Linked DNA regions of Homo sapiens: regions 1, 2, 3 and 5 are each linked to region 4. A link is a contact called in ENCODE Hi-C or POLR2A ChIA-PET data. All regions are on one chromosome and are shown on one strand. Each heading gives the region's core, a stretch centred on a gene start or an enhancer-like site at or near the end of the contact. The rest is flanking DNA. Distances are from core to core; before and after follow the strand shown. Region 1 holds the start of GALK1 (galactokinase 1). Region 2 holds the start of SAP30BP (SAP30 binding protein). Region 3 overlaps SAP30BP (SAP30 binding protein). Region 4 holds the start of SRP68 (signal recognition particle 68). Region 5 overlaps RHBDF2 (rhomboid 5 homolog 2).

Region 1 (2,700 bases), core at 66-2,565, 310 kb before region 4:
CTCAGGCCTGGGCCCCATACCTGGGTAGTACTGAATCACTCCCTTGACATAGTTGGCCCACCGAGGAGTCCCAGGCTCCAGCGAGCGCTGGGCTGTGGGCAGTGGAAACTGCAGCCGCTGGGGCTCATCGGCACCCTCAGAGGTGGTGAGGAGAGACACCAGCCCATCCTTGCGGGGGCTGCCCACCAGCACCGTCATGAGCTCCAGAGCCTGGCAGGAGAGACAAGCAGTACGTGAGGCTTCCGCCAGCTGGAGTAAGCCTCTCCAATGACACTGCCTCCAGCCGAGGTTCTGATGCCTCCACAGTCATCAGGTTCTGAACCTCCAGGTTCAGCGTCGCAGGGAAGATCCTGAGGGCCAGCTGACCTTGGGGGCTTGAGCCCTGCCCCCTTAGGTCTTCAGGGGCGGGGCGGCTGCAGCTGGAGCACAGACCTGGACTCTGCCCTGAGCTGTGGGGCAAGGGGGAGAGCTAGCCCAAAGGGAAAACAGATCACTGGAGCTCCAAAGCCTTTACATTTTGGGGTGGCTCTGGACATCCTGTACCTGTGCACTCCCCAAGCTGCAGATGGGGCGGAAAGCGCCCCCCGCTGAAAGCTGGGAGTCCTCACTCCCAAGTCGCAGCCCCGCCAAGAACCTGCTGTGTGACCTCCAGCAGTTCACTGGGCCTCTCTAGGCCTCAGTTTCCTCCTCTGTAAATTGAACGGGCTGGGCCAGAAGGCTACGTTCGCCCAGGTCTGCGGTTGGGGCCCCACGGTGGCCGGAGGCGCGGAGTGTCCCCTTCTGCGTGGCACACAGGGCCTCACAGTTTAAGGGGAACATGCTCCCAGGTTGAAGGCGAGGAGCCCCAGCCCCCAGAGGGCGGGCTTGAGCCAAGAGGCGGCCGCGCACCCTCTCCCGGCCACTTCCTCGCTTCCTCCCTTCCAACGTGGGGAACAGCCTGTCCCGGGGACTCTTCCGTGCACCGGTGCTCCAGGCGCAGCTGCCCGCCCCACATCTCCCGCGGGAAGAACTCGCCCCCAGCGTCCCCGAGGCCCGCCCTCCTCGGCGGCCGGGACAGGCGGCGGCGGGCTAGGGGCTCCCCGTGCAGCCCCTCACCATAGGCAGCACCAGGCCCTGGTTGTAGTCCGTGTGTTCCCCGATGAGGTTGACGCGGCCCGGCGCTGACACGGCCAGCTCGGGCTCGGCCCCGAACTCCTCCCGGAAGGCTCGCCGGGCCTCGGCCAGCAGCTCCGCGACCTGGGGCTGTCTCAAAGCAGCCATGACGCGCGCCTGCAGCTCTGCACAGCTGCTCCGGCACAGCCCCGTCGGCGCGGGATGCTCGGGCGGGGCCCCGCGCGGGGGTGCGCACATTCCCGCCAGCCCCGCCCCGCGCCCGGACGCCCCGCCCCCAGACCTCAGCCGGTTCCGCCCCCACCCGCAACTCCCGTGGGAATCCAGCTGCTGGGTGGTGGGTGGCAGGGGCTAATGGTGCCGGGTGGGATACAGCGCCCCCGATGGTGTCCTTCCCTCTGGACTTCGGGAAGAACCAATGAGCACTCACTAGAGTGAGAATAGCCCTGAGTGGCACTTGGCATGACCAGGATTTCTGAGCTGCCCTTCCCTGGCGCTGGTGACTTTCTATGTGCCTCACCACCCACCACCACCCACACAGCCAGAGCAATGGAGCTGGCACCCGGTTGACCTGGGATTCCCAAAGGGATCCCCTAGGTCCCCAGGGCCAGCAGCTGTGAGAGGTCATCAGCCTCTGATCACCGGTCTCCAAGAGGGTGACCTGACACTCACTGTAAGTAGAGATAAAGACAGACAAGTTTGGGCCGGGCGCAGTGGCTCACGCCTGTAATCCCAGCACTTTGGGAGGCCGAGGTGTGCAGATCACCTGAGGTCGGGAGTTGGAGACCAGCCTGACCAACATGGAGAAACCCCATCTCTACTAAAAAATACAAAATTAGCTGGGCATGGTGGCTCATGCCTGTAATCCCAGCTACTCGGGAGGCTGAGGCAGGAGAATCACTTGAACCTGGGAGGCGGAGGTTTCGGTGAGCTGAGATCACACCATTGCACTCCAGCCTGGGCAACAAGAGCAAAACTCTGTCTCAAAAAAAAAAAAGACAAGTTTGGTGGTGACCAGAGAGTCAATTTTACAAGCTCCTTTTCTAGGTAATACGCAACAGCTCCTAGCAATGGAGAATTGGACTAGGGTGGCGGTGGCCAGCAGTGGGCCCAGCCCCTCCCTTAAGGACCTGCCACAGCTGTCCAGGTAGGTTGTGCTGTTGGCCCCAGCAGGCACTACTTCAGCCCAGAAGCCCTTGTCTCAGAGGCGTGGCCTTGTTCCCAGTCAGGCACTCTTCTCTTGCTATCCTGCATCCTAAACCTGCTGGCCGGCCCCAACTGCTGCCTTGATACCTGTCCACAGCTGCCCACCCTACATGGAACCTTGAAACTGAAAGACTGAAATGTAAGCAGCTTGCTTGGGGTTAGGGTGGGAGTAGTGTGGGGAGTTATGGCCAGGGATTTAGCTTGGGGCCTGCTCAGGGGTGTGCCCAAAGAGTGGGGAACTGCATTCCAAGGGCAATTCTGAAAACTCTTAGAAGAAAACATAGGGGTACAGTTTTGTGACATTGGTTAGGAAATGTTTATTTGGTTTCTGTTTTTGAGACGGAGTTTCGCTCTCGTTGTCCAAGCTGGAGTGCAATGGCGTGA
Region 2 (2,700 bases), core at 85-2,584, 410 kb before region 4:
ACCACCCTCACTGTTGCTGTTCGTTTGTGTGTACAAACGAACAATAATGAGAATCTGAAGTGTTTTCAAAGACCATGTGTAAATCTAGCTATGAAATATAGACCAGCTGGGTGGTTCTGCCACTAAAACTACAAGCTTTGGGCCGGGCGTGGTGGCTCATGCTTGTAATCCCAGCACCTTGGGAGGCCGAGGTGGGAGGATTGCCTGAGCCCAGGATTTGGAGACCAGCCTGAGCAACATGCCAAGACCCCATCTCTAATTAAAACAAATAAACGAAACTACAAGCTTTGACAACTCTAAAGATTTCCAAATCCAGTTATGGACCAAAGGTGAGGCAGTACGAAGGGTGAGGAGGAGGGTGTTCTGCCGCAGCGTTATGGTATAGCCAGCATAAATTTAAAGGAAGGTAGCTTGGTAATGTTACCTTTTACTACAGCCATGGTCGCACTCTCCTGTAAAGGCGTCTTAAAAGAGTCAAACCCAAAGACCTTCTTCAGCGTACTCCGGACTCGCCGCTCAGGGTCAAAAGGAAAGGTGGTATGGTGGCTGCTCATCTTAGCCAAGAACAGTGGCCAAAGGTTAAGGCAAAGGTAGTAAAAGGTTGCCACGAGAACCCTCTGTTTTGCATTAAAAATACAGATTATTTTTCTGTAACAATTTGCTATATTACACTTAAATAATGTATTATTTTTAAGTAATAAAGCTGAAGGTGAACTGCCTCAAGCAATACATTCCTCAGTAATTAACATCTCCACTTTTACGCTCAATGAAAATGAAAACATTGAACTATTCCAGGCCACGGTATAGCACAGAGCTAGAAATCAGATCAAGAGAAGAAACATAAATGTCTTCAGAACAGCTTGGAGAACGGGGAACCGTTTTCCTAAGATCCACCACCTGCTCCTACTTCTATAAGCGCAACCACGACGACCGTTCTTCCACCCCGGGACCCCGAACCCCTTCTCCCGTCTTCCTGAGCCCAAGATCCGCAATTTTCTCTCTTGGCTGGCCGACACCTCCCTCTCTTCACCCTAAGATATCAGAACCGGCCGTGGTCCGCCCAAGAATTAAAGGCTGCTGGCTGGTTCCGGAACTGTTCGAAGACCCCTATACACAACCCCAACTCAGAGAAGCCAAAGCGCTGGGAATTCAGCTTTAGGCAGAACCCACGCAATCTTATATCCGTCGCGCAGTGATGACGTAGCGCGAGCGCTGGCATGAGGGCGGAGCCAGGCGCAGGAAACTGCCGTTTTGATTGGTTTCCAGTGTGGCGCGGGGGTCTCCTGGGATCCGAAAGAACCTGCCTTTCCGCCCGGAAGTCGGCGTCTTGAGTCATAGGAGTGAGCCACGCCCGGGCTGTGGGAATAAGATGGCGGGGAAGAAGAATGTTCTGTCGTCTCTCGCAGTTTACGCGGAAGATTCAGAGCCCGAGTCTGATGGCGAGGCTGGAATCGAGGCGGTGGGCAGCGCGGCTGGTAAGGCCCAAGTGCGAAGCTGGAAGGGGGAATCGGGTGTCTGCCCGGAATGCTGTACCCTCGCTGGGCGGGAGGGAACAAGATGGTCATTGTGCTCCAAGCACCGGACCCCGAAGAATGGTCCAGGGTCCGGGGTGAGATAGAGCATTAGAGACTGTGGACTAAGAATGAAGAATCTCCTTCCCGTTATTTCGATTAATTTGCCTAAACTTACTGAAAGACTCCGTGCCGGCTATAGTGATAGACAGAGGGATGGACGAAGAGGGAGCGGCTGCTCAGCCACTGCCTGTTTCCCCTGGGCTCGTTGTTTGATGAGGGAGAGCGATAAGTAAAACATACGTGGAAGATGGTAAAGATTGTGTTCGTTAACTTTATAACTTTTAGTTAGGAATGTGCCCTAAACACATCTTGGAGCTTTTAAAAACAAACGTATCTGATGCCCAAAGTGAGAGAACCTAATTCGGTAGAACTGGGGTAGGATGTGGGCATTTGTGAACTTTTTAAGGATCCCAGGTGATTTTTCTTATTTTGTGAGTTTTTAAAGCCTAACGGTGATGTTCTCCTCCTCAGGTTGAGAAGCACAATGTTAGATAATGGAAACAGATTCCTTTGGGAGAATAAAGAACAAGTTACCTAACAACATATCAGGACCTTAGCTTCCTCATCTGGAAAGTGAAGGGGATTGGATTAGGTTAGGTACTTCCATGTTTTGTGATTTTGTGTGGTCTCTTCCAGTCAGAAAGTTCTCTGATGGTTTCCTATAAACACTTTAGTGTTTATCTAGTGTTTATAGCATTAGAAACAGAATTTAGTACTCGGTTTTGTTCCCTGACCTTTTAATGATTTTATTCAGTAAATGCTGGCCTTCTCAGAGAGCCGAATCTGGGCCTATTGTAACTTAACATGAGATTTAGGTTCCCTTTGTATCTTCAGAGATAGTCTTGGCCACTCAAATCTCTGGACATTTTTTCTTACATTGTAACTCTTGTTTTTTTTTTCTTGCTTTTTGTTTGTTTGTTTGTTTTTTAACCTTTCAGAGGAGAAAGGCGGATTGGTATCTGATGCCTATGGGGAGGATGACTTTTCTCGTCTAGGGGGTGATGAAGATGGTTATGAAGAAGAAGAAGATGAGAACAGTAGACAGTCGGTAGGTAAATCTCCCAGATCCAGAGCTACTGAAAGCACAATTTCATTTGTCAGATTTTGGAACTGTGCCAACAGTGTT
Region 3 (2,700 bases), core at 170-2,669, 380 kb before region 4:
TTGGCAACCTGAAGTGACTCACATTGATCTCAGAAAACCTTGTTTTGACTATTACTTTGATGCCTCCACAAGAGGGTTTCTGGAGGATGGCATAGCAGTTGTTCTGAAGCAGCTGTATTGCCTGATGGTTAAGAGCACAGTTTCATGGGACTGTTGTGAAAAATGAGATTCTTAATTGAAGAGCTTAGCATAATACCTAAACTTATTCCCCTAGATTGAGTTTTCATATTTTATCCTCAATGCTTGGCCCATTGCTTGGTGTATAAATCATGCTCAATAAATTATCTGTGGAAAAAATAAATGAATTAACTATACAGTAATTATTTTTGTCTTAGGATTTAGGAGCATTAGGCCCAGTGTTCGGAAAGAGGATGCAGGGCCAGATGTGGTGGCTCACACCTGTAATCCCAGCATTTTGGGAGGCTGTGGCAGGAGGATTGCTTGAGCCTACGAGTTCAAGAGCAGCCTGGGCAACATAGTGAGACCCCATCTCTACAAAAAATTTAAAAATTAGCCAGCCATGGTGGTGCATGCCTGTAATCCCAGCTACTTGGGAGGCTGAGGCAAGAGAATTGCTTGAGCCCAGGAGGTCAAGGCTGCAATGAGCTATGATTGCGCCAGTGTACTCCAGCCTGTGTGACAGAGTGAGACCCTGTCTCAGGAAAAAAAAAAAAAAAAAGATGATGCAGAAAGATGAACAAAGAATTGGGTTTGAAATTTTTTTGTAATTCAGCGTTGGTGTCCCCTCCCCACCTTCTCCTGCCCCTTGGCAGACTTTTATTGCAAGCCTAGCCCTTTTGTTAGCTGCTCTTCTGCTGCCTGTCCGTCTGACATTTCTAGTGAATCTACACATGAAACTCACTGTGGAGTTGACCAGGCTGGGAGTCTGAAGTTAAAACATAACAGCTGAAGGTAGGTGTGGAACCTAAACTTGACAGAAGACAAACTGACAGTGTTTGGGGTGTGTGTGTGTGTGTGTGTGTGTGTGTGTGTGTGTGTGAGAGAGACAGAGAGAGGTCAGTGCTTGAGCACCTTCTGTGGACCAGGCTGACTATTAGACTTGGTGATTTTTGTGAGTACACAGAGTAGAGTAGTTTGTCTTCATCGGCCAGGTGAGCATGAGGGTAGAGGAAGGCTTCCCTGGGCTGGGCTGAGGCCTACACGGGGCTTTCTAGGCAGGAGTGGGGAGAAGGTGATTTCAGGGAGCAGGCATTGCAAAGATCCTGGGTGCAGAAAGGGGAGGAAGAGGCTGAAATGGGCAGCAGGGAATCCTCAAGGCTCGTGGGCCACAGTGAGGATCTGTTTTTAAGGAGCTATTGTGCTCGTGAAGTGAGATCTCATCAGGCCATGGGCTGTCCCAGGTCTGAGAGAATAAAGGTTTGAAAGGAGTCATTTTACTAATCTGCCTCCCTAGCTGCCACGTACTTGTAAGATGCAAGATTACATTGCCCAACAGGAAACCCCCAGTCTGTAGCATTCTTGCCTGTGGCCTCGGGGCTGGCTGCCCTGTGCCCCTGTTCAGAGTGCTTTCTCTGTGCCCGCTACTCCCGAAGCTGGAAAGAAAACATGACGTTTAGATTTGGTGGGATCTAGATGCTGGCGGCTGCCTTTGTGGAACTCAAGTTTGACACTGGAGCTTTGTGGGGCCGGTTCCAGGAAGGATTGAGGAAGCATTGTTGGCTGTAAATAAACCTCCATTCTCTTACTCAGGACTTGGTACTTCTCTGCTGAGTAAATCCTCCCAGCTCAAATGGCAGCTTGTCCAGTTTCGTGGGTCTATATTGTTGTTACTTCCTTCCTGCGCTCCAGTCAGCTTCATCAATGGCTGGACTTTTGTATTCTCTGCAGGAGGAACCATATTCCAGGTTCTGTAATTCTTGAGAACCAGGCCCCTGCCACTGACCTACAGTTGCATCTTCCAAGTCTCAGTCACAGTTGGTTAAGAAACCAAATTGGCAGGTTGAGATCACTATTCTTCTCCAGGGACAGCGCCCAGTGTGCCGCAGCCGCCTCCTGCTCTGGTTGTTGGGCCTTTAGTCTCAGGTGGGGTCTGGGTGGATGAGGGGTGCAGGCAGAGGAGGAGACCTCGGCTCAGATTGGTGTCCTCCACCAGCTCAGCGTTTAAACCATACTTCCTCTTTCCTCCTTTCTGTTTTCTAACTTGGCTTTTGTTTTTGTCTTTTCGTTTTTCCTTGTATCTTTTTTTTTTTTTTTTGGAGACAATCTTGCTCTTTCAGGCTGGAGTGCAGTGGCGCAATCTCGGCTCACTGCAACCTCCACCTCTCAAGTAGCTGGGATTACAGGCATGCACCACCATGCCCGGCTAATTTTTGTATTTTTAGTGGAGAGGAGGTTTTACCATGTTGTCCAGGCTGGTCCCAAACTCCTGGCCTCAAGTGATCTGCGCACCTCAGCCTCCCAACTCCCCCAGCCTGTTTTTCCTTGTGTCTTGATTGGAATTGAATGAGGGGGCTGAAGAGGTGGGCCTAGTCTTTTCTCCCAGGAGCAGCCTTCCTTTCCTAGGTGAGGTGCTTTGTTTTCACCTTCCTTAGGAACTGGGTGAAAAGCCCTCAGCCTGTTCTGGCTGTGTGTTGTTGCTCATGTCTCTGGGCTGCGGGTTCCATGCCCTCTGGCTGATGTAGACAGATGCCTGGTGACTAGACATCCAGGATGAGCTCATTACTTTAACCAACTGAGAAT
Region 4 (2,700 bases), core at 124-2,623:
GGTTATAAATGACATGTACTAAGCCTCCATTTGCATAATCTCCAACACCTGCCAAATCTAACTTTCCTTAACAGCTGTGATGCTTAGAGAGTCTATGATTAGCACATGTCAACCAAGCTAGGCTACAGTTTGCATAAAAGTATTAAGGTTTTTCTTTCAAAAGAAGAATGGCCAGATTCTCCTTTTAATAATCTTAAAATATTTAAGATTATGTACTAATCTTTAGAAAGTCCAATGACCTTCATCTATATAGGTATAGTTTTAATGTTTCCTCAACACTTCTCTAGAGACATATTTTAAAATAGTGAACGCTAAAAGGACTCTTTAAATTACTAAAACGGGACAAAGAGATATAAAGGTCTCAGTAAAATCAGGGCTCGCTAGCGTCTACTTGGAACTATTACCAGTAATTCAAAATATTTAACTCCAAGCGCCTGAGAACTTTAAGCACATTAAGATGTCAAGTTGAATGTGTTATTTCAGAAACTCGCCTACGTTTTCTCCATTTGTTATTCATTTCAAAAGGTCACAAACTAGTACCACAAGCACTTGGTTGAGATACACACTGATGGAAACTAGAAACCGATTCCTCCAGCTTATATGAATGACTGTCAGCAAGATAAAATGCCTACAGACCGATCAGAAAAAAATGACACAATCGATATTAACTACGGTAACTTACAATCAAAATGGGCAACAAGCTTTTCCTGAGTCAATCTTTACCTCCACTTTCAAAGTATCGAGCTGTAGGTTTTACTACTCAGTCTATGACGACTGTCAGACAAGAGTATTAAGCCAAATGTCAAGACTGCAGTTTCCTCTCCCCAGTTCAGTGGCTCAAGGTGCCAAAGCAAGGTGCTCAAGGTGTCACTTGGTCACAAGCCCTCCAACTGGACAACTGCGGGGCACCAGGGGAAACCTGCCTGATATCCCAGTGCCACTGGAAGAAACGGACCTAGCCAGGACGGCGAGGGGGACACGAGGAAAGACTAGTCGAGAGACAGACCCCCCCCGGAATTCTGAGCACCAAAAGGTAAGGGCGAGAGAAACTGCAACCCTCGGCCTCTCCTGCCAGGACTTGTCGGGACCCGCCGCCTCTCCCGCCCCCAGCCCTCCAGTTCGACACGTAATCATTGCGAGTTAGGCCCGATTACTCTAGGATACTCTCCAAACTCAGGCTATCCCCAAATTCTTTGTTTGCCTTCGATCCGGCCGAAGGGCGTTCGTTTTCTTTATTTTCTTCCCCTCCGGCACCACGTCCACCGCCGCTACCGCCGCCGCCACTGCCACCGCCGCCGCCACTGCCGCCGCCGCCGCCGCCGCCTGGGACCTGCTTCTCAGCAGCCATCTTGCCCCTGCGCCGCAGAGCAAGACGGGATAGGGGAGGCGGGACGACCTGGGCGGGTGAGAGCTGGACCTGCCTGGCCGGGCTGATGGGATAGCGGCGGACTCCGCCGCCGTCGGCCCTTGCTGCAGCAGGGCGCCATGTGCTGGAGCGCGCCTGCGCGAGGGATCCTGTCATCCCGGGTCCGGAATTGTGGCTGGCTAGGTGGGGACTTGAGGCCGCAGTGAGACCGTGGCTGCTGAGATCTCAGGGGGCAGTCCCACCTCCCACCCACTAAGGGCGGAGAACCGGAGGTGGACCCCAGGTCCTGCATCCTGGACTGGGGATCTGGTTCACGTCCTGCCCAGCAGAAAGCAGGAGACCAAAGATACTGGATTTCGGGGTGTCTGCATCCCCAGGGACTCAAGAGATGGGGTCCTCCCTACCGGAACGGGACACCCCGTCCGTAAGGGACCCGCCTCTGCCTGCCCTTTCCTCTGAGGCTGGCCGTAAGAACGCCAAGCCGGAGGAAGCGCTGCGCAGTCAGCAGACGGTGTCCTAACGGGGTGACTTTCTCAGACCGCTTGGGGCCGTGGACCACTGCACTTTGGGGCCGTCAGTCCAAAGAGGGAGAAGTGTTGAGACATGGGAAAATATGAATTTTTGCTTTGCACCTTCTAGAGTCTGAGACCTGGGATTCCAATCCCCGCTCCGTCATTAGCGGCAGGGACATGTTGGGCACGTAACTTAATCTCCCTGTAAATCTGTTCCTTCATCTATGAAATGGGGATAACCAATTTAAGTGGTTGTTAGGAAGATTAAATGACGGATTTTTTTTTTTTTTTTAGATAGAGTTTCGCTCTTGTTGCCCAGGCTGGAGTGCAATGGTGTGATCTCGGCTCACTGCAACCTCTGCCTCCTGGGTTCAAGCCATTCTCCTGCCTCAGCCTCCCGAGTAGCTGGGATTACAGGCGCCTGCCACCACGTCCCGCTAATTTTTGTATTTTTAGTGGAGACGGGGTTTCACCATGTTGGTCAGGATGGTCTCGATCTCCTGACCTCGTGATCCGCCCGCCTCGGCCTCCCAAAGTGCTGGGATTACAGGCGTGAACCACCGCGCCCGGCCCTGAACTCTATTTTGAATTTCCTCAAGGTATACGGAATAAGGTCAGGAGAAAAAGAATAAGGATCTGATGCATTCAGATTTAACTAACTCTCCCATACATCTCATTCCTTTCTCAGCAGATCCCTCTTAGAAGGAAGTGTTACCATTTCCTTGTTACAGCTGAGGAAACTGAGGCATGGAGCCAAAGACAGAGCCTGACACAATAGATGCTCAGTATATTGGATTGAATTGGAGGGAAAACGTTCAATGG
Region 5 (2,700 bases), core at 157-2,656, 410 kb after region 4:
GTGCAGCCCAGGTCCTGGGCTGGCTTTTCTTTAGCCTCCTATTCTGAAAACCCTGAGAACAAACTTCAACCCTGATTTATGCCCCAATTTGCTTTCATTTGGAAATATATATATATAATGTGTGTGTGTGTGTGTGTGTGTGTGTGTGTGTGTTTGTATATGTATATATATATATATATATATTTTTTTTTTTTTTTTTTTTTTTTTTTTGGAGATGGAATCTCACTGTATTGTCCAGGCTGGAGTGCAGTGGTGTGGTCTCGACTCACTGACACCTCCGCCTCCCAGGTTCAAGCGATTCTTCTGCCTCAGCCTCCTGAGTAGCTGGGACTATAGGCATGTGCCACCACACCCGGCTAATTTTTGTATTTTTAGTAGAGACGGGGTTTCACCATGTTGGCCAGGCTGGTCTCGAACTCCTGCCTGACCTCAAGTGATCTGGCCGCCTCGGCCTCCCAAAGTGCTGGGATTACAGGCATGAGCTACCATGCCCGGCCTATATATATATTTTTTGGGACAGAGTCTTGCTCTGTTGCCCAGGTTGGAGGGCAGTGGCACCATCATAGCTCACTGGAGCCTCGACCTCCCAGGCTCAAGCAAGCCTTCTACCTCAGTGTCCTAAGTAGCTGGGATTACAGGCATGTGCCACCACACCCAGCTCTTTTTTAATTTTTTTTGCAGAGACAGAGTCTTGCTATGTTGTCTAGTCTGGTCTCGAACTCCTGGGCTCAAGTGATCTGGCTGCCTCAGCCTCCCAAAGTGATGAGATTACAGGCATGAGGCGACCTCGCCCAGCCTCATTCTGAATTTAAAATCGCCATTGTCTAACTTTTCTCCGTCAAGGCCAGCGTGTGTTTTCCTAACTCCTCATCCAGTCCCTCCCCTCTGCACCATGACGCTCCTGCCTGCTGCTGTGTCTTCTGCAGAGCTCTCGGGTGAACGGGGGGCGTTAACATCGCTTCCCTTTATACTCCAGACTGTGCAGGAAGCCCACGCTGCCACAAGCCGGTTTTCAATGAGCTCTTTATGGGGCACTAGACCAGACTGTCAGAAACACTGATCTGTTCTCGTCCTCCCAAAGGAAGCGGACACTGCCTAGGCGGGCTGCTGATGCCAGGGAGACACTGTCCCCTGCTCACCCATGTCAAAGAAAGCCCCCAGCCCTCAGAAGAGAGACTGAGAGTCCAGGCCTAGGGGGTGAAATGAGAACAGCCAGGGCCCCAGGGTTACCAGCAAGCACTTTCTTGGGGCTGGCCCTTCCTGTGTGCCCCTGACCACGATGAGAGTGAGCCCGGTTCCTGGCTTTACTCCCTGTGATATTTCGGGCCCAGGAAGGAGGGGGTAGGGCCCGAGTCAAGGGCTGCACAGACAGCAGCTGTGGCTCAGGAAGGAGCCCCTCTGGGAAGTGAAACTGACCAGAAAGTGTCACGTGGGTACATCTGTTACCTACGGCAGAACAGTGAGCCCCCAGGCCAGCCCCCTTACCTCAGGCAGCATGCTGTCCTGCTCGCCAGGGGCCTGGGTCTCTTTCTCGGGTGGCGGGATGGTGATGGAGAGGTTGGGTGGCTTCCGGCTCTGCAGGCGGCTGCTGGACACAGAGGACACGCTCCCGCCATTCTTGTCAGCAGAGGCCATTGTGGGCAGGAGGCGGGAGGGCTGGAATGGAGACCGGGAGAGCAGCGGTGGGCGGTGCGGGGTGGCGCAGTGTCAGGACCCTGACGCCAGGGCACGCAGCCCAGACCAAGAACCAACTTGCCTAAAGTTGGTTCAAACATCTCTGGGCGGCTGGGCGCGGTGGCTCACGCCTGTAATCCCAGCACTTTGGGAGGCCGAGGTGGGGGGATCACGAGGTCAGGAGATCGAGACCATCCTGGCCAACATGGTGAAACCCCGTCTCTACTAAAAATACAAAAAATTAGCTAGGCGTGGTGGCACGTGCCTGTAATCCCAGCTACTCGGGAGGCTGAGGCAGGATGGCTTGAACCCAGGAGGCAGCGGTTATAGTAAGCCGAGATCGCGCCACTGCACTCCAGCCTGGCGACAGAGCAAGACTCTGTCTGAAAACACACACACACACACACACACACACACACACACACACACACACACACACAAAACCAAAAACAAACCATCCCTGGGGACTAAACCCAGCCTGAACCAGGCTGAACCTCAGGCCCAGTGGTTGGAGTGAGGTCTATTTCTGACCATCATTTGCATCCCGGACCATATGGGTCTGGGAGGTCCTCAACTTACTACCTCATTCAATTTCTGATCTCTCCGCTTGAGGCAAGAACCAAACCCTGAAAAGAGCATGAAGATGCAGGCCAGGGACGGTGGCTCACACCTGTAATACCAGCACTTGGGGAGGCCGAGGTGGGCCGAGAGATGAGAAACCTACTGTGCTGGTCCCTGTCCCCCAAGGCCACCCAGTTTATTTTTCTTGTCTTTTTTCTGTAGAGGTGGGGGTCTCTCCATGTTAGCCAGGCTGGTCTGGAACTCCTGGGCTTAAGCCATCTGCCTGCCTTGGCCTCCCAAGTGCTGGGATTACAGGTGCAAGCTCACTGTGCCCAGCCCCAGTTCATTTTTCAAAGATAACTAAAACTGGCTGGGTGCGTGGCTCATGCCTGTAATCCCAGCACTTTGGGAGGCCGAGGTAGGTGGATCACCTGAGGTCAGGAGTTTGAGACCAGCCTGGCCAAC

What was found. A loop is a pair of places that touch in the nucleus more often than their neighbours do. ChIA-PET counts read pairs that join two places held with the same protein, here RNA polymerase II (POLR2A). Pooled maps may share reads with other maps.
Region 1: a pooled map shows a loop between it and region 4 (3-fold over the local background). The contact joins the promoter of GALK1 here to the promoter of SRP68 in region 4. A Hi-C loop is called at or near these places in 11 of 50 pooled maps. POLR2A ChIA-PET finds 5 or more read pairs at or near these places in 3 of 52 experiments (H1, activated CD4-positive, alpha-beta T cell and activated naive CD4-positive, alpha-beta T cell).
Region 2: a map with no recorded cell type shows a loop between it and region 4 (7-fold over the local background). The contact joins the promoter of SAP30BP here to the promoter of SRP68 in region 4. A Hi-C loop is called at or near these places in 1 of 37 single-sample maps with no recorded cell type and 7 of 50 pooled maps. POLR2A ChIA-PET finds 5 or more read pairs at or near these places in 3 of 52 experiments (activated CD8-positive, alpha-beta memory T cell, activated naive CD8-positive, alpha-beta T cell and naive thymus-derived CD4-positive, alpha-beta T cell).
Region 3: a pooled map shows a loop between it and region 4 (3-fold over the local background). The contact joins the enhancer-like site here to the promoter of SRP68 in region 4. A Hi-C loop is called at or near these places in 2 of 50 pooled maps. POLR2A ChIA-PET finds 5 or more read pairs at or near these places in 3 of 52 experiments (CD4-positive, alpha-beta T cell, H1 and activated naive CD8-positive, alpha-beta T cell).
Region 5: a loop to region 4 is called in a pooled map, with 4 times the contacts of the local background. The contact joins the enhancer-like site here to the promoter of SRP68 in region 4. A Hi-C loop is called at or near these places in 1 of 37 single-sample maps with no recorded cell type and 5 of 50 pooled maps. POLR2A ChIA-PET finds 5 or more read pairs at or near these places in 1 of 52 experiments (HepG2).

What each region holds. Positions count from the first base shown.
Region 1 is chr17:75,763,877-75,766,576 of GRCh38, forward strand. GALK1 (galactokinase 1) reads right to left here and starts at 1,316. Exons shown (of 8, transcript NM_000154.2): 1 at 1,096-1,316; 2 at 21-210. The coding sequence starts at 1,260. RefSeq lists enhancers at 331-540, 571-800 and silencers at 911-1,060, 1,291-1,480.
Region 2 is chr17:75,666,004-75,668,703 of GRCh38, forward strand. SAP30BP (SAP30 binding protein) reads left to right here and starts at 1,335. Exons shown (of 11, transcript NM_013260.8): 1 at 1,335-1,475; 2 at 2,513-2,622. The coding sequence starts at 1,370. It overlaps RECQL5 (RecQ like helicase 5), which reads right to left and starts at 1,151. Exons shown (of 20, transcript NM_004259.7): 1 at 1,041-1,151; 2 at 425-568. The coding sequence starts at 554. RefSeq lists enhancers at 276-1,475, 1,057-1,156, 1,327-1,576.
Region 3 is chr17:75,686,957-75,689,656 of GRCh38, forward strand. The region is part of intron 3 of SAP30BP (SAP30 binding protein); the gene reads left to right. Among named protein-coding and RNA genes, the nearest start is that of SAP30BP-AS1, 3.5 kb to the left of the region's middle. RefSeq lists enhancers at 1,179-1,680, 1,681-2,180. Within about 2 kb of position 1,420, at least 14 of the 41 ENCODE cell types and tissues checked have a DNase peak (open chromatin) inside an H3K27ac peak, as active enhancers do; they include CD4-positive, alpha-beta T cell, where a contact is called at or near this core.
Region 4 is chr17:76,071,144-76,073,843 of GRCh38, forward strand. It overlaps SRP68 (signal recognition particle 68), which reads right to left and starts at 1,374. Exons shown (of 16, transcript NM_014230.4): 1 at 1,165-1,374. The coding sequence starts at 1,348. It also overlaps a transcript of GALR2 not described here. RefSeq lists enhancers at 661-1,488, 1,487-1,536, 1,489-2,316.
Region 5 is chr17:76,479,890-76,482,589 of GRCh38, forward strand. RHBDF2 (rhomboid 5 homolog 2) reads right to left here. Exons shown (of 19, transcript NM_001005498.4): 3 at 1,486-1,656. The coding sequence starts at 1,635. Among named protein-coding and RNA genes, the nearest start is that of AANAT, 14 kb to the left of the region's middle. RefSeq lists silencers at 884-953, 1,774-1,873, 1,934-1,983. Within about 2 kb of position 1,407, at least 14 of the 41 ENCODE cell types and tissues checked have a DNase peak (open chromatin) inside an H3K27ac peak, as active enhancers do.